2 separate regions of the Homo sapiens genome follow, and region 1 is linked to region 2. Evidence: read pairs that join two places in POLR2A ChIA-PET (ENCODE). Cell type or tissue: OCI-LY7. All regions are shown on one strand. Each heading gives the region's core, and the rest is flanking DNA. Links, peaks and the distances in the headings are about the cores only. Region 1 overlaps MAP3K5 (mitogen-activated protein kinase kinase kinase 5). Region 2 overlaps MAP3K5 (mitogen-activated protein kinase kinase kinase 5).

Region 1 (10,585 bases), core at 2,231-7,230, 110 kb after region 2:
AGATAAGAATAATTTGTTGATGTGAACAAATTATAATTCCATCCTTGTTTAATGCTTGGCACTTACACTTAGTGAAAATGCTGGGTGTTTGTAATATTTTTTATATTGGAGAAGAGTACTTGTCCTTAGCTAGGTTGGATTCTGACTATTATTGCAAATTTTGAGCTATCTCCTTAGTTTAAGTAATGAGGTAAGGATATTGCTTCTCCAGGGTCTTAAGTTTAAGCATTGATGTTTTGATTTTCAGTAGAGAATCAGGAGGTGGGAGTCTTTTGATTAATAATTAACTGAGGGCCCGGTATGGTGGTGCATGCCTGTAATCTCAGCACTTTGGGAGGCTGAGGCTGGCGGATCACTTGAGCTCAGGAGTTTGAGACTAGCCTGGACAACATGGTAAAACAAAAAATACAAAAATTAGCTGGGCATGGTGGTGCATGCCTGTAGTCACAGCTACTCGGGAGGCTGAAATGGGAGCATTGCTTGAGCCTGGGAGGCTGAGGGTGCAGTGAGCTGTAATCGTGCCACTGCATTCCAGCCTGGGTGACAGAGAGAGACCCTGTCTCAAATCATCATCATCACCATCATCATCATCATCATCATCATCATCGAGTTACTTGATTGTTTCAGATTTTTCTTTATCTCTTAACTCTGTAGAATACAGAGGCACAGTATTTGCCACTAATCTATATCAAGAGCAGTTATAAGCCAGGTTTGTTGGCTCACAGCTGTAATCCCAGCCCTTTGGGAGGCTGAGGTGGGGAGAGGTGATCTGTGGTCAGGAGTTCGAGACTAGCCTGGCCAACATGGTGAAACTCCGTCTCTACTAAAAATGCAAAAATTAGCCAGGCATGGTGGCAGGCGCCTGTAATCCCAGCTACTTGGGAGGCTGAGGCAGGAGAATCACTTGAACTCGGGAGGCAGAGGTTTCAGTGAGCTGAGATCACGCCATTGCACCCCAGCCTGGGCGACAAGAGTGAAACTCCATCTCAAAAAAAAAAAAAAAAAAAAAGAGGAGCAGGTATGAACCAACATCAAAGTGTTTTAACCCTCATGGAAGAAGCAACTTGTAAATACCCTTATAGTTGAGAGTCATTACCTAAGTATCTTATTGGTAACACTGTATATTGATATTTCTGGTGTTATCTCACTCAAGCAATTATCAAAATGTTGTTGCTATCTCTAACTGGTATACTATTAAAGTGCTCATTTTAATACGTGCCCTTCATAGTTCCTGAAGTAATTCTAAAGAAAAAAAGAATAATCGATCTAAAATACAAGTCTTTTGTTATTGTTATTGCTGTTGGCTGCTTTCTGGAAATATTACACAGATAATAAAAATTAATTTAAATTAAATGAATTTAAATGTTTATAAACTAATTGCTTTAGCTAAAGCACTTACTCTAAAAAGCTTATTGAAAATAGCATTATTCAGCATTAACCAATGGATTTGTCAGTGTAAGATCTAAGGATTTCCTACATGTAGGACTGAAGCAAGTGTGAGACACCAGGTTTGCACTAATGTGAATTATTAGTGTATTTCACACCTGTAGCCTCCATTATAGAAGATATATATATATTCAATTTAGATTATATATAGATCTATATCTCGAGGAATTGCTTTGAGTCTGTATTTATTGTTGCTGACACCCTACAATATTTAGCTTCTTAAGTAAAATTTGAGGCTACTGATTTGGACTGAGCTCCTGCACTAGGCTCCAACAGACCAGCCTGTGGAACCATGCTAGGGTTCCACATCACCAAACCAAAACTAAGCAGTTTACTTGTAAGATCTGACCTTCTGAAAAATCAGGAGAGAGATGATAGCCAAATTCTCCAACAGGCCAGTTTTCAAAAAACAAAAACAAAACAGAGTCACAGGGACTGATCAAAAGGCACCCAGCCAACCTGAGCTGGCATGAAAAGAAGTCCCCTCTGCTTTAACCCCTGCAAGGGAAGTAACCTGAACTAACCTAACGTTAACCACTTGGTTTTTGCTCTGTGTTGTTTTTCTTCCTGCTCAAGCTACCTTAGGAAAGAAAACCCACTGTTTTGCCATGCCCAGCGGACCTCCTATTTTGATTGGATACTGCCTGGCTCATGAATCATGAATAAAAGCCAATTTGATTTTTAAAACTCAATTTGCTGAAATTATGTTCTTTGGCAAGCTGTACAATAATTACATTAGGGCTACATTAAATTCAGGGTGGTTAAGAGTCTATAAAGCTTTACAGTACTTCCAATAATCATCAAAAGTGTTGTTCTGCTCCAGAAATATAAAATAACTTTTATAATTTGAATCAGCAACATATATCAAGTACATAATTTTGAAGTCACACTTTCAATGTGGAGGCTTCATGAGGATTAGGTAAAAATCATGATATAATAGAATTAGTGGATACAGTAAGGTGAAGATTTTGACGCAAGGGGCTCAAAGAGATTTGACATATGAGTGGTTTTATGTTTGCTATTGAAAAATTGACGGGCCTTTCAGGAAGTTCTGGAATGTACATTATGCAAGTTTTGTCTTCCTGGGCAAGAGTCTCCTGATTAATAGTAAATTGTAATAGTAAAGTTTTATAGTCAATAATAAAGTTGTGTTGATGAGGCCAGTGGAATAGAAAGTCATGTTAATATGTTAATATGGAGAGTAAACTGTGGACAATTTCCGTTCTCCTGGGTTTGAATCTTAGCTCTGTCACTTAATAGCTTTGGGATCTTGAGCAAGTCAGTCATCCTCTCTGTGAATCAGTTTCCTCATCTGTAAAATGGGCATACCAATACTACCTTCTCATGGAAATGAATTAATGTATACAACTGGCTTAGTACCTGACACATTTCCCCTCAGATCCTACCACACCTTCAACCTCATAGAATTTACCTTAGGAGAAATAAAGGCCTTAAGTGGTTGTTTTGGTTTTACATATGGACATATATTTGGCTGACATTTTCCATTTGTATTGTTTAAATTTATACAGTAAAGTCTGGCTACATAATTAACTCATTGACAATTGCATGTCTTTTAGATACTCTCAGCCCCTGCATGAAGAAATAGCATTGCATAAACACCTGAAGCACAAAAATATTGTCCAGTATCTGGGCTCTTTCAGTGAGAATGGTTTCATTAAAATCTTCATGGAGCAGGTCCCTGGAGGTAAGAGATATTTCTTTCTTTAAAAAGTGTGAATGTTTAGAGCTTCGGAGGGGAGTAAAATTGAATGGGATTTACTAGCGTACAGGTCTTAATCTGTCTAAACTGAAAGAAAAATTGGACATGTGACATTACCTCCAGTTTGTTAGGAGATGTCAACCATAAATGATGAGATTTAGAAAATATCCTAATGTATAGAGTTTATTCCAGTGCAAAGCTTGAGGATAGCCACCCAGGAAACACAGACTCCAAAAGAATGGGCCAGTGTTCCAAAGTGAGGAAGTTCATGTTTCACTTATATAAGCTGAAGACTAACAGGGTGGCAACATCTTCTACCCAAAGTCATTACATTTAAGTGGTTACAGCTTGCTGTATTCCAAGGCACATTATTTTAATGTTCCATAAGGAGGGGTAATGGTCTCGGGGGATCTTTTCTTTGGCACCATTCAGTCTTCTCCAATCATTTACAGGACAAAAATGCGGAAGAGATTTAGCCTATAATCGCAGAATCAGAAGTTACAACTGAATGCTATATGACTCAGGCCACAAAGTCACATTCCTTAAATAATAAGGCTCAAATAATTTAAAGTTCTAGAAGCTTTACATGTGAATTATGTAATTTCACAGAGACAATACATAAATATGGGAACCATTTCAGTATCTATCATCATGACTTGAATTAAAGTTGGCAATTGACATTGGCCTTTTACTTAGACATATTTGATTACAAGCATCTTTAGAGTAGGGATATTTGCAAATTCATGTTTGAGCCCGATATCCAGTATAGCTCCTGGGCCACTGTGAAGAACCAATGACTGTTAGCTTAAATTACTGTTACATTATTAATACACTTTAAAGAGCTCATTTGAATGAGGATTTATTTACTATTTATCCCTACTTTACAGGAAGTCTTTCTGCTCTCCTTCGTTCCAAATGGGGTCCATTAAAAGACAATGAGCAAACAATTGGCTTTTATACAAAGCAAATACTGGAAGGATTAAAATATCTCCATGACAATCAGATAGTTCACCGGGACATAAAGGTGAGGTACACCAGCATTCATTTTCATGAGTTCTTTCTTTGCTGGGTTATTATTTTACTTGCAAAAGTCATATTGTGTTATGAGTATTAATTTAGAATGGTGAATAAGTAAATCTTAGAAACAGCAGAAATATAAAATATCGTTCAACCCTGAATCAGTTATTTATGTTCATGTCTTAACGCTTCTGCTCAAGGAACACACTGCTTAACTGCGTTCAGCCAACAAGATTGTGCTCCCACCACACAATGTTTCCTAGGAGCTCTGTGGTGTGGGATGCAGCTGTCAAAAGTTAAACAGGAGATGGCCCCTGGTCCTGAGGAGCTTATAGGCTGGTTAATCTTTGTATCCTTGCCCATAGTAGCTACTCAGTAAATACTTATTGAATCAATGGATGAATGGTTAGAAGAAAAAAAATTCCTCTTTTCTCACAAGTATCACATATTCATTGATTTAACTATAATTATAAGGTATAGATTCTCTAAAATAAGCTAAAATAATAACTTTACATTCTCTTTTTAAAAAGAAAATTCAGAACTAATACATTTTTTACAAAGTCTGGACTGTTGAAAATAAGTTAATATTAGTACCCTAAAATCAACCAAAAAGCCCATTTATCTATCATGTCCCTACATATTCCAGGAAAAGAAGTAAAGAAACATAGAAAAGAAAGTAAGGTAACTGGAAAGTTATGAAAATCGTAATTTAATTATACATACATCATTATATATCTGTAAATAGCAACAAGCTCTAACCAATTAGGAATCATATTTGATCTTGTGATCTGAGTAGCAGATTATGAAGAACTTATAACCATCCAATGAGTTCATGTTGCCCACTGACCAGATAGAGCTGATTTCTCAAGATGTAAGAATTGCAATTGAGAAAGAGTTTAATACACATAGAGATGGCCAAACAAAATATTGGATCTTATAATTATTCAAATCAGCTTCTCCAAAAATTTAGAGGCTAGGGTTTTTCAAAGATAGTTTGGTGAGCAGGGGGCTAGGGTCTGGGTGGTTGGGGATGTAATTATAGGGGTGTGGAAAATGGTTCTTGTGTGTTGAGTCCACTTCTGGGTAGGGGCCACAGGACTGGTTGAGTCCAGAGTCACAGGTCTGGGTGATGCCATCTGATAGTCAGAAATGGAGAAGCCTGTAAAGACATCTCAAAAGGCCAGTCTTCAGTTCTACAATAGTGATGTCAATTATAGGAACAATTGGGGAAGTTGCAAATCTTGTGACCCCCAGAATAATGGGCTGATAATCATTTGACTGTGCCTACATCTTAGCGGACTTTAGGCCCCTCTCATCCTCCTAACCTGGTGGCCTTTCATTAGTTTTACAAAGATAGTTTAGTTTTGGGGAAGGGCTATTATCAACTAAACTATAAATTAAATTTCTCCAAGTGAGCTTGGTCTACACCCTGGAATGACCAAGGGCAGTTTGGAAATTTAAAGCAAGATGGTGGTGGTTAGATCAGATCTCTTTTACTGTCATAATTTTCTCACTGTTGTAATTTTCGCAAAGGCGGTTGGTTTCAAACTGATAATATGTAAACAAAAAATAGTGTCAAGAATGCACTATTGAGATAAACTATTAATGAAGAATACAGAATTAATGTCGTTGGTAGCTGTAAGGACACCTTTTTTTTTTTTAAATTGGACTTACCAAGTCAACAACAGACAGTATCTGAAGAAAGATAACAATTGTGATTAAAGTCCTCTGTTCTCTAGGGTGACAATGTGTTGATTAATACCTACAGTGGTGTTCTCAAGATCTCTGACTTCGGAACATCAAAGAGGCTTGCTGGCATAAACCCCTGTACTGAAACTTTTACTGGTATGTTTTTGCAATGATGATACAGATCTTATGTAATTAAAGAAATAATTGCTGAGTTTGAGCACAATGTGAGAGAGAAATTCAGTTGGTGTTCTCACACACAGTAATGTTGGTATCTTTTTTCTTTCTTTTCTTTTCTTTTCTTTCTTTTTTTTTTTTTTTTTTTTTTTTTTTGAGACAGGGTCTTGCCCTGTCACCTAGGCTGGAATGCAGTGGTGTGATCACCTATCACTGCAGCCTCAAACTCCCAGGCTCAAGCAATCCTCCCACCTCAGCCTCCTGAGTAGCTGGGACTACAGGCATGCGCCACCACGCCCAGCTAATTTTTTTGTATTTTTGATGGAGACAAGGTTTCACCATGTTGCCCAGGCTGGTCTCAAACTCCTGGGCTCAAGCGATATACCTGTGGCCTCCAAAAGTGTTGGGATTACAGGCGTGAGCCACTGCGCCTGGCCAATGTTGGTATCTTTTGATGCTCACTGAAAAATGTGTTACAGAATTTGATTTGGCCCTTTTCTCTTCCTGTATTTATATGACTTGCTTAGTTAGTCTCCTGCTTAATGCCACTGAAGATTTTTTTTTTTTTTTAATTCTCAACTTGTTACTTATTTTTCTTTTCATGTAATTACTTCTTTCCTGGTTGGCCTACAATAACTCTAGCAAGATTTTTTTTTTTTTTTTTTTATTAAACATTTCCTTGGCCCAACCTCTCTGTGATGCTTACTCATACCCTAATCACTTCCCATTTGGACGATGAATTCCCTCTTTTACTGTTTACTCTCTGTGGTTGACTCCCCTACTCCACAATATAAATAACCCTAGGATTTCAATTCAGAAGAGGAAGTGACTCACCGACTCAGAAGAAGGGAGGGAGAGAGCTTTCCTGAGAAAGTAGGCAACGCAACCACTGAGCTGCCTCTGGTGCAAAGTACTGGGAGGGTGGAGACCAAGTGATTTCCAAAAAGGTAACAGTAGCCAAGAGGAAGCTCAGACTCAAGAGATTCATGACTGCCCAACAGTTATAGGGAGGGTGTGTGAGACTTCAAACCTGATCTCCATTTAGTTCTTATCACTCCATCATGCTAATTCTCATGAAGTGTTAAGTTCTTCTTATAGAGAGAAATTTAGCAGGAAAAAAAAAAGGGTAAGGGGAAGGGAAGAGAAAAAGATCATGAATAATCTTTGGTCTAATATGAAGCAACATGGCCCCATCTCAATTCTGTGAGGTAGGTGGGAGTACCTCCATTTTGTAGATGAGGAAATTACCTGGGAGAGAAGTGACATTGCAGTCAGAAGTCACAGCAGTGTGTACCGGATAGAACTCAGACTGGTTTTTTGTTTTTGTTTTTGTTTTGAGACTGGGTCTTGCTATGTTGCCCAGGCTGGTCTTGAACTCCTGGGTTTAAGCAGTCCACCCACCCCACTCTCCTAAGTATCTAGGATGTCATGCCTGGCAAAACTGTTTTTTTGTTTTTGTTTTTTCTTTTGAGATGGGTTCTCGCTCTGTAACCCAGGCTGAAGTACAGTGGTGTAATCTCTGCTCACTGTGACCTCCCCTACCCCGGGCTCAAGTGATTCTCCTACCTCAGCCTCCCTAGTAGCTGGGACCATAGGCACGCACCTCCATGCCTGGCTAATTTTTTGTATTTTTGGTAGAGACAGGGTTTCACCATGTTGCCCAGGCTGGTCTCAAACTCCTGACCTCAAGTGATCCACCTGCCTTGGACTCCCAAAGTGCTGGGATTACATGTGCGAACCCCCACGCCTAGCCAGAACTCAGATTTTGTATCTACTGTTTGCTCTTTGCTTTTACCTTCTGGCTCTAGTCCATCTTTCTCTCTACCTTCCTGCAGGAGGAGAGAGAGACATTCTGTGTAAGTTTTTTCCCTAGAGCATTCAGTCAGCAATACCCCTGGCCCAGCTCCCACCTCAGGGCAATGGATATTTTAGGGTACAGAATTAAACACATTTTGAATATATTTTTTTGAAAAAACTAAATTCTGACCTATTAATAACTTCAAATGTCTTTACATTTCTTTCCTCTTACTCTTAACTTGGCAAGCAGCAGTTTCAGTGCTGTCAAGACTCAGTAATTTCTGAGAGGAAAATCCCTCGTTTCACACACTTTGTGGGACAGGATGTTAACACAGTATCTTCTGCTACTAATCTGGGGAACATCTTTTTTGTAAAATCTCCAAAGGAATTGTAGGAAAGCAGTCCTCACAGAGCCCTTTTCTTGGACCTCTTCCACTGGTGTCACGTAAGAGTGACGTGTGTCACTAACATGTATAGATCTGTCCCCAGCACCGGTCCCGAGGGCCCTGCACATCATAGGCTTCAAACGTGAACTTGGTGGTCACTAAGTCCCAGGTGGGTTAGTCCCAGGTGCTCAGTCAATAAATTGGTCTGCATCACCTTTTGGTGATTTTGATGAGGGAAAAGGCAGCAGTGATCACCATTTATGGAGTGCTTACTGTGTTACCTTGCTCTGCACTAAGTGCTTTACATATGTTGTTTTATTGAAATTCATACATCAGCCTTAATCATTAGGTATCATTATCCCAGTTTGTGGTGAGAAAATGAAGGTTCAAAGAGGTTGAATAACTTGCCCAAGGTCACAAAGCTAGTTGGTAATAGAGCTGAGACTCAAGCAAGACTTAACAGGCCAAAGGGAATTAATTATCTTCTCCCAAACCTGTCCCCGGCACACTCTTCTGTCCCAGTTGGCAGCCACTCCCGACATTGTTATCCAGGGCACTTCTCTTTTCTCACACTCCAACCCAGTCCGTCCACGAAGCCTTCAAAACATGTCCAACATTGGGCCGGTTCTCACCACCTCTGCTGCTGCCACTCTCATCGCTCACCTGCATTTTCGGTGGCTTCCCCAACTGTGCTCCTGCTTCACTTTTGCCCCCTACTGTCTACTCTCAGCACTGCAGCCAGAGTGATCCCTCTGAAACATAAACCAAGTCCTATTGCTCAGAGCCCTCAGTGGCTTGCTTTTTTTTTTTGTTCAGAGTAAACAAATGTCAGAACCCTCATAGTGGGGGACAAGGCTCTGACCTGATTCGGAGTCTGTTCCCTTTCAGACCCCATTTCCTACTCTTCTTCTGTTATTTACTCAGAGCCAGAAACGTGGACCTTCCTGCATTTCCTCCATGACAGCAGGCAGGGTCCCATCACAGGGCCTTTGCACAGGCTTTTCCTCCTGCCGCTACCCCAGCTGTCTGCATGGGTAACTTTCTTACCTTCTTCCAGTCTCAACGCAGATGTCCACCTCTGCAGTGAGACCAGCCATGAACACCCTATTTACCATGGCAGCCTTCCTGCTGATCCTCTTCACTCGGGTCTATATTTTTTTGGTCATAACATGTCACTTTCTAACATGCTGTATAATTTACTTACTGTGCTGATAATTTATCATCTGGCTTCTACTGCAAAAACATAAGCCCAGGTATTTCTATATGTTTTCTCCTCTGCTGTATTCTAAGTGCCTAGAACAGTGCCTGGCCCATAGTAGGTCCTCAGTGTGGATCTGTTAAATGAATGAGTGAATGAATGAAATGTGACATTAGAGTTTAATTAACCACTAAGCTGTACCACCTCCCTGGGTAGTTGCAGCAGCAAAGAAATTCTACAATAGATATTTCAAAGCAATTTTTTAAAAAAACTTTAGAATGCAGATATGTGAGGTATGAGTTTTAGAGCAAATACTCTCATTGATTTTACTTAAGCCAGTGTTCAGGTTGGCTCTCATCTTCATTATCCAGCTTCGTAAATTGCTTTGTTTAAAATATTATGTGTCATGTATTTGTGGAGTAAAAAGAGGAGCAGATAAGAACACATGACTCAACCTGTTTTTCTGGCACTTGCTCAGTGGGGGATAATTAAACACAATTGGCAGATGGTTATCTGACAAATCAAATATTGCATAATTTGTTGTTGACATTACTTGAATTGTCTAATTTACGATGTTTAAAAATTAAAAATTTCCAAATTTTGATCCACTATAACTCCCACTTAGCTATTAGTACAACTTAAATTCTCTCATTAATTCTATTCTAGGCCCCGAGACAACAAAAGGGGGTGGTAGGCTTCGATGCATTTTCGAAAAGACCATTTGAGCTTATTTAAATCATACAAAATTATCACTTGGGGAAAAGCTACAAATGAAGAGAAATCATACCAATTTTGTAGTAAAGGTGGGCGAGCGTCTTTGGGGAGCATGGTTGCCTTGTCTTTGGCCAGGTGAAAGGCTTTCTGAGAGCAGACATGTGCAGTTGTATGTTAGCGTGAACTACTGCTATGCAGTGATAAGGTCTGCAGGATAAACCTAGAAAGACTGCAATACATAACAAAAATGATACACTTTTATTTTTGTAAACAATAGTCCATTTCTCACCTATGATAGTGCTTTTCAGAGGAACAGTTTGCAGGAATTTTACACAATTGTTTTCACCTAAAACCATGCATGAGGCATTCCTAAAAGGTGTCATCTGTATTTATCAAAATGTCTGTCACTTTGGTTATGAATCAGAAAATCTGAAGCAGTTCTTT
Region 2 (10,585 bases), core at 2,394-7,393:
TTAGATGTTTAGAGGTAATAAATATACCTTACTTTGCTTGCACCATTTATTTTAAATGTCTAGGCTGGGCACAGTGGCTCATGCTTGTTATCCCAGCACTTTGGGAGGCTGAGGTGGGCAGATTACCTGAGGCCAGGAGTTCAAGACCAGCCTGGCCAACATGGCGAAACCCCATCTCTACTAAAAATACAAAAATTAGCTGGATGTGGTGGTGCACCCTGTAATCCCAGCTACTTGGGAGGCTGAGGTAGGAGAAACACTTGAACCCGGGTGGTGGAGGTTGCAGTGAGCTGAGGTTGTGCCCCTGCACTCCAGCCTGGGAGACAGAGTAAGACTCCATCTCAAAAAAAAAAAAAAAAAAGTCAGTTTCTCTCTTAATCCGAAAACTTTCTGCAGTGTTTTTATTTTATTTTAGCATCTAATTCCACATGTCAGTTCTCTGGAAAAATTTATCCCCTCCTTTCATTACTTTAACTTAGCTAGTATTTTTCTTTGCATGTCTCTTATTTTTCATCAGTAAGTGTTTTATTTGGTTTCTTCCAGCCCCACGTTACACAGCTTCTTGATTTTAAAGCAATGTGATTGACTGCTGAGTGGCTGGCACCTGTGGGAGGAGGAAGCTGTGTGGGTGCAGGAGGCAGCTGGGCTGTGTGGGTAGGATGCAATGACTCACTTTTGTCATGTGTTGATTTTTGATGCAGAAATGTTGAGGACCCCAAAAGAAAACTCTTTATTTGTATTAAAGAGCCCTTAAGTCATTTTTAGCCTTGAGGGGGGAAAAAAAACTTCTGAAGCTCCTTTGACCTGTCTTCCCATTTCATAAACTTCTGTGTCTTTTACCTCCATTTCATCTGATTGATTTCTCATTCACCAAAGTTTAATGCTAATTTCATGCTCATTAGACAAGGTGGACTTTGCACCAAACAGCTTCTCAAGCATCTGCAGTATTTTTATGTGCTGCACTTTGGTTTTATATTCCATCACACAGGTCTTGAATGTTGTTCATTTTATATTTTGATAGATTCCTAAATTGTGAAAGTAATCAATGTTCATAATAGAAATCGTGGGAAATATAGAAGATATAAAATAGAAAAATAAAATAATTCATAATCCCTATAACACAGCTATTACCAACAAAAGTTGGTGTACAACTTTTCAGGTATTTTTTATGCACATGGATATATACATGAATGTAAACATCATAATGCACTCATTATAATGTATACATTATATTTTTAATGTATATGCTATACCTGGCAGTATGTATATTATATTTTACTTTTTATTTTTACTTGATATAGTTTGGATTTATCCCCTGTTGCTAAGTCTTATTCTACTTTTTTCTTTTTCTTTGGTTTCATGATATCCCATTATTTGAAATTATTATATACATATATATCATTATTACATATATACACATACACACGTATATAAACATTTTCTTACTGATAGGTATTTAGACATTTTCCATTATTTTATTGTAAAAAAATATTTTTTCAATGGACGGGTAAATCTATTCACATTTATAATAATTTTCTCAGAGTAAATTCCAAGGAATGGAATTATTGGGTCAGAGTGTACATAATTTTTAGGATTTAAGCCTTCTAGAAAGTTTACACTTGGCTGGGGTGTGGTGGCTCATGCCTGTAATCCCAGCACTTTAGGTGGCTGAGGCAGAAGGATTGCTTGAGGTCAGGAGTTTGAGACCAGCCCGTGCAGCATAGTGATACCTGTGTTTACAAAAAATTTTAAAAAATTAGCCAGGCATGGTGACACATGCCTGTAGTCCCAGCTACTCAGGAGGCTGAGGCTGAAGGATCGCTTGAGCCCAGAATTTTGAGGCTGTGCATATATAGTGAGCTATGATTTTGTCACTGCACTCTAGTATGGGCAACAAACTGAGAACTGTCTGCCTTAAAAAAAAAAAAAAAAAAAGGAAAAAAAAAAGAAAAGAAAGTTTACACTTCCCACAGCATAAAAGAGTGTCATTTCTCTGCATTTTCATTGACTCCTTTACTTTGCCCACTTCTTAGGCAAAACAATTGGCATTTTATAGTTGGTTTAATGTGCATTTATTAGAAGCAAGATGGAGAGTAATTTCTCATATATTTATTTACCATTTTAAATTTCCATGAATTTGCTTGTTGATGTCTATAGCATGATTGTCTAATGTAATGTTTTTATCATTGCTGAGTTATTTTAAATTGATCATAAGAGATGATTTATAAAGATATTAACCTTTCATCTCTCACATATTGCATATATTTTTAAGAAATTATCTTCTTTTAAATTTGTTATATATTAACATTTTCATTGTAATTATGAATGGCTTCTGTTTTATATTTCCTAAATGTTTATTGCAATTGCAAAGGAAGCTCTTTGTTTTCATAATAGTTTTGCATCTTGATGCCTTACTAAATTGTATTATTACTTCTAATAGCTATTCAGCTAAGTCTGTTGGGGTATTTGGTTGACATCCACAACATCTGCAAATAGAGATAATTATCTATTTTATTTTCTAGAATTATATCTTCTTACTTTCTAGAAATCTTATTGCAGTGGCTGGGATTTTCAGAAAGCCATTATATAGTAAGTTGTGGGAATAGATGACAGCCTTTATTTCTGATTTTCATGGGAATACCTAGATGCACAAAGTTGGAAGTTGTTATGAAACATATATTCTCTATGTTAAGGAAATGCCCTTATATTTTTAATTTGAAGTTATTATTTTTTAATTTAAAATTTTTATTCTTCTTAGAGCTAGGGGTCTTGCTCTGTTGCCCAGGCTGGCCTCAAACTCCTGGCCTCAGGTGATACTCTCAACTCAGCCTCCTGAGTAGCTGAGATTACAGGTGCGTGCCACTGTGCCCAGCTCAGCAATTATTTTTAATGAGAAATGGATTGAGAATTTTAATTAATGTACTTGGAGCATGTTCGAGATGCTGATGAGTTTTTTCCATTGAGCTATCCTTGCATTCTGCAAATAAATTTTAAACTCACGATCTAGGTCTTATAACACTTGGTACATTTTGTTAGTTTTTCTTTCATATTTTTGTTTATAGCCATAAAGGAGTTTTAGACTAATCTAAATTTCGTTTTTGTGACATTGTCAAATTTTGATATCAAATTTCTACTACCTTGTTACTGGTCATCTTTGAGCCTTGGATGGATTTGCATCTGTGGTTATATTCCCCTTTGTTATATTTTCTATACCTTTTTTCTCTCTTTTGTTCTTGATTATACTTACCAGGGACTTACTAGATATCAGTTATTTAACTCTAAAACCCAGTTCTGGATTAACTAATAAGCTTACCTATTTATTTTTTAAAAATCTCGTTTTATATATGTTACTGCTATTTTTTAATGAATCTGTTTTTTTTTTTTTAATTTCCTTATTTGGAACCTTAGTTAACGTGTTTTAATGTTGAAATTTATGAGAGAGCATTAGCCCCTGCTTCCCACCGTTGCAAATTCTCCTCGGTTTCCAGTAATCACATGATCTCCTTCTTCTTTAAAAAAAATGCAGGTTTGGGCCAGGCATGGTGGCTCACACCTGTAATCCCAGCATTTTGGAAAGCCGAGGCAGGAGGATTATTTGAGGCCGGGAGTTTGAGTTCAACCTGGGAAACATAGGAAGACCCTGTCTCTAAAAAAATTTTTTAATTAGCTGGGCGTGATGCCACATGCCTGTAGTCCCAGTTACTAGGGAGACTGAGGTGGGAGGATCATTTGAGCCTAGGAGTTCAAGGCTGCAGTCAGCCATGATCATGTCACTGTACTCCAGTCTGGGTGACAGAGCAAGACCTTGTCTCTTAAAAACAGAAAAAGGAGGTTTGTTACATTTTATAAAACCACTTCCAGGTAGAGCTGCAAATTCAAAATTCAGTGATAAATGAAGAGAGAAAATCCCTATCGTTTCCTTATTTCCTCTTTTGAATACTAAGATAATTCAAACCAAAATGTGCTGATTGGGCATTATTTGGGTGTCATTCTTTGGGGGACTTTGTTTTCTGTTTGCAGATATTGCGGTGGTGGAGATGAGCGATGCCTTCCGGCAGCCGTCCTTGTTTTACCACCTTGGGGTGAGAGAAAGTTTCAGCATGGCCAACAACATCATCCTCTACTGTGATACTAACTCGGACTCTCTGCAGTCACTGAAGGTACCTCCCTTGTTTACTGAATGTTTCATTTTAACATCAGCATTTCAGGGATACCGGTTTGTCATCCAAACATTTTAAGTAGCTTTTATTTGTGAAAGACTTTTATATGTTTGGTTAGTATGCATCAATTACTTGTCAAATTGGGAGGTTTATCGAGAATTCACTGTAGAAATTTGATGACACGAGTAGGAAAAAAGTTCACACTGAGTTCTGAGTTTCAGTCATGGTTGTAGCGGAGGAGACTGTGTTAATAGGAAGTCATTAGCGCCGACGTGGAGAAGGGAGATTGCATAAGGTATGGTCAAGCCTCCATGCTTTGTCACTTTTGGGAGCTTCATGGTGCCCACCAGTCTCCCAACTAAAAGTACACTTCCTACTTGAAAGTGCTCTGAGAAATTCTGAGTATACCCAAATAGTTGCCTTCCTCTTTCACTAGGGTATGATTTAAACTAAGATGGGAGAAAAGGAGGAGAAACTTACTATGTTTGTCTACAAAATTCAACCTGTCTCGATGTCATTCTCTCCAGTAATAGGAGCTTACTGCTATAAAGGCATTTCCTCCATCCAAAGAAGTTTGCCTAAAATGCTTTTTGCAAGGCCAAGTGATTTTACACTGTGTGATTCTTTGAAAAGCATCCCACAGTTCAGTGAATCGCATGCTGAGCTTGCCATCATCCATTTCCTTTGTGAAACTTCCAGCTAGCTTCATGTGGCTTTTTCTCAGCTCTGTCTTCCAGTTCCCAAATCTGAGCCAACCTTGGGACATTGAGCTCTAGAATCCTTAACCATATTACTAATGACTTAGCAATTGTTATATGAGTATCTCTAACCCATATTTCATGCAAAAAAGTCAGTAGTATTTTGCATTCTGAGTATTTAAAGCATGTGTGGCTTTCTTTGAGAAATCTGCAGAACTTCATTGAGCAAACATACCTACTACATGCCAGGCATTGTGCTGGTGATTGACAGGTATATCCCTTTCCAGAATACTCTGAAACAGTTCTAAGAGATTTGCCCCTACTTGTCCTAAGTCTGTTTTTTTATCCTAGAGCAATCCTTTACCTGGAGCAATCCTTAAGCCCCTCCTTAATTTTCCTCCAGATTTACCCCTTTAATTAGTACATCATAAAATGTTGTAACTCATTTTTAATTAGACATTTTGATTTGCTGCTATTTGCAACCCATATTAGCATTTGATGAAGGAATTATTTTATTTAGCTCTTTTCATTTTTCTTTGGGTTAAGTTTATGTATGTATGTATTTATTTATTTATTTAGACAGGATCTCGCTCTCTCACCCAGGCTGGAATGCAGTGTCGTGATCACAGCTCACTGCAGCCATGACCTCCTGCGTTCAAGTGATCCTCCCTCCTCAGCCTCCTGAGTAGCTGGGACTACAGATGCATGCTACCTCACCCAGCTAATTTTTCTCTTTTTTGTAGAGATGGGGTTTTGCCATGTTGCCCAGGCTGGTCTTGAACTCCTGGGTTCAAGCGATTCTCCCACCTTGGCCTCCCAAAGGGTTGGGATTATAGGTGTGAGCTGCCACACCTAGATCACCTAGATAGATTAAGTTTATTTAAGCAGGCCCTATTATGTTGGAGATTTTTTACTTTCTACATTTTTTTGCTCTTGCTCCTGCTAGTATCTGGTGGTTTAATTTTGTGCCCATTCTTTCCTAGGGAAGTATTTTTAAATGAAGCAAACTTACATTTGAGAGAAAGAGATAAAGCTAATCTTACCACACATATGTCCGGGACAAATAAACTGGCTTATTGTTTTAAGCTAGCCTTTGTCTAGGAGTGTTATTGGCATTTGATTGAAGTAGTTCCTTAAAAAGGCTAATGATGTCTAAACTGTGCTCATTTATCTTGTACATATTATCTGCTTCTTATTGAGTATTCACTATGTGCTAGGTACCAAGTGCTTTATCTGCATACATTTTCAAATTCTTAAAGGAGAGGCTGGGTGTGGTAATCCCAGCACTTTGCGGAGCTGAGGCAGTTGGATCACTTGAGGCCAGGAGTTCAAGACCAGCCTGGCCAACGTGGTGAAACCTTGTCTCTACTAAATACAAAAATTAGCCAGGTGTGGCAGCACATGCCTGTAATCCCAGCTACTTGGGAGGCATGAGAATCTCTTGAACCCAGGAGGCAGAGGTTGCAGTAAGCTGAGATCACACCACTGCACTCCAGCCTGGGCGACACAGCAAGACCCTGTCTCAAAAAAATCACAAAACAAAGAATAATAATAATAATAATTCTTAAAAGAGCTCTGTAAGATGTATTTTCTATTAGCATTTTTTTAGTATCACAAACCGAAGCTCAAAGAAATTCAATCATTTGCCTAAGGTGATATAGCTAGGAAAATTTGGGATTACGACTGCCTGACTCCAAAGCCTGTTGCCCTTGACTGCTAAGCATTATTGTTAGTTACTTCTAGTTAAAATTATATCATATATTCCTGCTGAGTGTGTTCATTTAGAAAAGCCTATCAGCTATGCCTCCTGAGTTTTCCTAGGTAACATCCTTCTTTTTTTCTTTTCCCTTCTCCTTTCTATTAACTTAAACTTTTGCTGTTTTCTTATTTAGACTATTCCTAGCCTGGTAGGTCATGTGTCTGGTTGCAGAGGACAGAAATATCTGGGATAGGAAGCATATTTGGCAGTCTAGCAATTTCCTCTGAGTCCTGAAAGTTCCTCAGGTCCTATGCTACCGAAAAGAGTTGGTGTGTGTGTGTATTTTTAGTTTTATTCATTTCTGGTCAATTAGTTAAAGATGTAACCCTTATTCCTGCCATTGACCAACAGATAGGAAAACTGCCATGAAAGAAGCAGAACAAGAGATATTTAAAATAATATATCATGTAAGGATTAGCCAAGTGAAATAAAAACAAAGCATTTCTCTGTTTTCACAGGGCAAAGACAGTTTTAGAATGCTATTCTTGTCATATGTTTAGTTTCACTTAGGTTGATTCTTTGGCCATCTAGAAAGTACAGCTGCACAAGTTTTATTTTAATCTGCTGCTCTTTGTTGAAGACTGCAGTTTCTCTTTGGTGGCAAATTCTCAGGAAGAAATCGTAGAAAAAAATTTTTTTTTGTTTTAATTTAAGCTCCTGGAAAAGTAATGGGAGCTATGAAAGTACTTTAAAAATCTATGTCTGAAGTATCATTTGAAAGGATATTTAGAATCTAGTCATAGCATTTAATTGTAATAAGATTTATATCCATTGTTTTAAATCACAAGTACTATTTTGTTGTACTAAGAATGAAAAATTTTAGTATTTTTTTCAAGAGAAGATGATCATTACACTTTGAGAGAAGGAAGTTGATTTTTTCTTTTTTTTTTTGCTTTTTTAGTGCAATGGAGCAATCTCAGCTCACTGCAACCTCCGCCTCCAGAGTAGCTGGGATTATAGGCACGTGCCACCATGCCTGGCTAATTTTTATATTTTTAGTAGAGATGGGGTTTCACCATGTTGGCCAGGCTGGTCTTGAACTCCTGACCTCAAGTAATCTGCCCACCTCGGCCCCCCAAAGTGCTGGGATCACAGGCGTGAGCCACTGTGCCTGGCCAATTCTTTTTATTTTCTTTAGCATTGTAACAACACTTTTATTTTTTACAATTTTCTTTAAGTCTCATGAGAATTTCTCTCGTGCCTACTAATGTTTATTGAGAGAATATCTGTGCCAATATTTACATTGGTTTAAAATAAGAAATGCTAGTAACAATTATTTTCTGATTTATTTCATGCATTATGAAATGATCATACTTCCACTTGGGGTCTCTCAGTAAGTGGTGAGTAAGTCTGGACACTCCTGGTCAATGAGCTGTGGTGCAGATGCATTAAACACCTCTGATGACTTAGGAGAAATGAACCTGTTTTGTGTAGAGTGAGGAAGTTGTTTTAATGAACCATCTCTTATCACTAGAAATTCCTTTATAACACCAGCTCTCAGCTTATCTTCTTGTGATCCTTTCCTCCACTCCCTTCCTCAGCTCCTCTATGTTCTGGGCCACTCCCCACTCACTTTAAACAATGCTACTTTTAAAGGAAGCAAAACAACAGGATGAAACATGACTGCACGTGCCAGATAGTTGAGAATTAAAAGCTCTTATACTACAGATGGCCAGATTGTGGAGAGTGGGAAACCTACACACTGCTGGTGGGAGAGATACTACCTTCTGAAGCGCAATTTGGGAATATTTAATAATATCAAATGAGCATATCACCAAGACTTAGTCATTCCAACCCTAAATGTATACTGTAAAAAAAGTCTCTTGCATGCATAAGGAGATATAATCAAGAATGTTTATGTTAACATGTTTATAATAGCTCCTCCTCCCAAGGAAATGGAGAATTAATAGATACCTTCAGCTGTAATTTTTTTTTTTTTTTTTTTTTTTTTTTTTTTTTTTTTTTGAGACGATCTTGCTTTGTCACCCGGGCTGGAGTGCAGTGGTGCTATCCCGGCTCACTGCAACCTCCACCTCCTGGGTTCAAGCAATTCTCCTGTCTCAGCCTCCCTAGTAGCTGGGATTACAGGCTCCCGCCACCACGCCCAGCTGATTTTTGTATTTTAGTAGAGACGGGGTTTCGCCATGTTGGCCAGGCTGATATCAAACTCCTGATCTCAAGCAATCCGCCCCCGTTGGCCTCCCAAAGTGCTGGGATTACAGGTGTGAACCACCATGCCCAGCCAGCTATAATCATTTAATGGAATATTATAGAGCACTTAAAACAAATCAGTTAGTGCTTCAGACGTCAATATCAATATATCTCAAAACAACAGTGTTGGGGTAAAAAAATTACTTGTGTACAGTATCATACCATCTATATAAAATATTGTCAGTGCAAGAGGATGCTTTTATACACACTTGTGTTATAAAAGGATAGACATGTGCATGGAATTATAAACAACATTCAGAATAGTTACCTCTTAGGGGATAGGAATGGAATAAAATTGGGAAGGGAAGATGAGAGTCTTCAACTGTATCTGTAATGTTATAGTTCTAAATCTAGGTGGTAGATTATGAGTGCTAATTTTTGTACTTTTTATATACTTGAAATATTTAATAATTAACCTTTTTTAAAAAAGGAAAAGGTTGCTATATTCTTTTATTTTTTGTATCCACCAGGATAACGTATATGCATTTTGGACACTGGAATCCCAAAATATTTTTAGTGTCTTTTTTCTATGTTCTGGCTGTGGTTAGAAAGCTTCAGATATTTGGATATTTCCCTTTCTGCACTCAAACAGACTTTGTTCTCATTTTATCCATTATAGAAGTAATGTTTCTTGATAGGTTGGTAGGCACATCAGTTAGTGGTGATGCAGTTTGTGTTGAAACGTAATGATTATGTTAGATTATTTCTTGTTCAAAAAATTTAGTTGTATTTTTATCTTTAACCATTGGCTGAAAAGTTACTTTATGGATGGGATTTTCATTAATAGACTATTCTCTGTGGCAACCTGTCTACACGCTTACTCCTTCACTATCTCACTGTATACAGAACACACATATGTGATGCTTGAAACCCTTACTCTGCCTCAGTGCATCTATTATTTTCTAGATTGGGATCTGGCTAGCATGAAATCTTAGGTGCACAAACCAAAATTTGTAACATTTCACTAAATTAGCCCTTAAAAATCAGCAAATTTTAATAATACGGCAGCTCCCCAAAACATTAAAAATAAAATTACCACATGATCCAGCAATTCCACTTCTGGATATATACCCAAAAGAACTGAAAGCGGGATCTTGAAGAGGTGTTTATATACCCATGTTCATGGTAGCATTATTCTTAGTAGCCAAAAGGTGGAAGCAACCCACATATTTATCAACAGATCATTGGCTGAACAACATGTGGTATATACATATAATGGAATATTATTCAATCTTAAAAAGGAAGGAAATTTTGACATATGGTACAACATAAATGAACGTTGAAAACTACTGCTCATTTGAGCAGTTCTGTGATACCTAGACCCATGATCTTTTATCTGCAGGCACTGAGGGACTCAATCTCCTTTAGAACTTAAACACGGAGTCTTGTCTTTCTGGCACTCATTCATATCCATTTGAAGCAAATGGTTATAGTTTTGAAAATAGCAGTGATGTCCATGTGTAAATTTTGATGATTATACCAGTTTGTAAATTGGTGAGGACACCTGGTAATTTGTTACAAATACCTCACACTTAAATTGAATTCTTACCTGTATTTGGAGAATCTACTCGGATTCCAGAGTGTTCTTAAACCCATAAAAACATTTTATCTTTTTGTTTTTACAAACAAAAAACAGTACTTCCTTTTGTTAAAGTTTTGCCTCCCTTATCAAAGTAAATAAGATGAATTTGGTTTTAGCTTGAGTTGTGCATGGAATTAAAATTTTTATTTTTCAAAGGTTTAGGATTCTTTTAGTT

The links. ChIA-PET counts read pairs that join two places held together with the same protein. Peaks named below come from ENCODE experiments on the same cell type or tissue, not always from the same donor. Only the 100,000 strongest peaks of a DNase experiment are listed, where the experiment ranks them.
Region 1: POLR2A ChIA-PET joins it to region 2 with 8 read pairs; 2 of 35 experiments call an interaction of 5 or more read pairs at or near these places.

What each region holds. Positions count from the first base shown.
Region 1 is chr6:136,606,725-136,617,309 of GRCh38, reverse strand. It overlaps MAP3K5 (mitogen-activated protein kinase kinase kinase 5), which reads left to right. Exons shown (of 30, transcript NM_005923.4): 16 at 3,024-3,151; 17 at 4,054-4,190; 18 at 5,923-6,028. Among named protein-coding and RNA genes, the nearest start is that of MAP3K5-AS1, 17 kb to the left of the region's middle. RefSeq lists enhancers at 3,575-4,144, 4,145-4,715. In OCI-LY7, for the core only: no CTCF peak of the experiment used is centred there; no DNase peak of the experiment used is centred there.
Region 2 is chr6:136,714,025-136,724,609 of GRCh38, reverse strand. It overlaps MAP3K5 (mitogen-activated protein kinase kinase kinase 5), which reads left to right. Exons shown (of 30, transcript NM_005923.4): 2 at 4,021-4,160. Among named protein-coding and RNA genes, the nearest start is that of MAP3K5-AS2, 65 kb to the left of the region's middle. RefSeq lists an enhancer at 650-699. In OCI-LY7, for the core only: no CTCF peak of the experiment used is centred there; DNase peaks (open chromatin) are centred at 4,059, 4,489, 4,809 and 7,139; H3K4me3 peaks cover 2,835 bases; H3K27ac peaks cover 4,355 bases.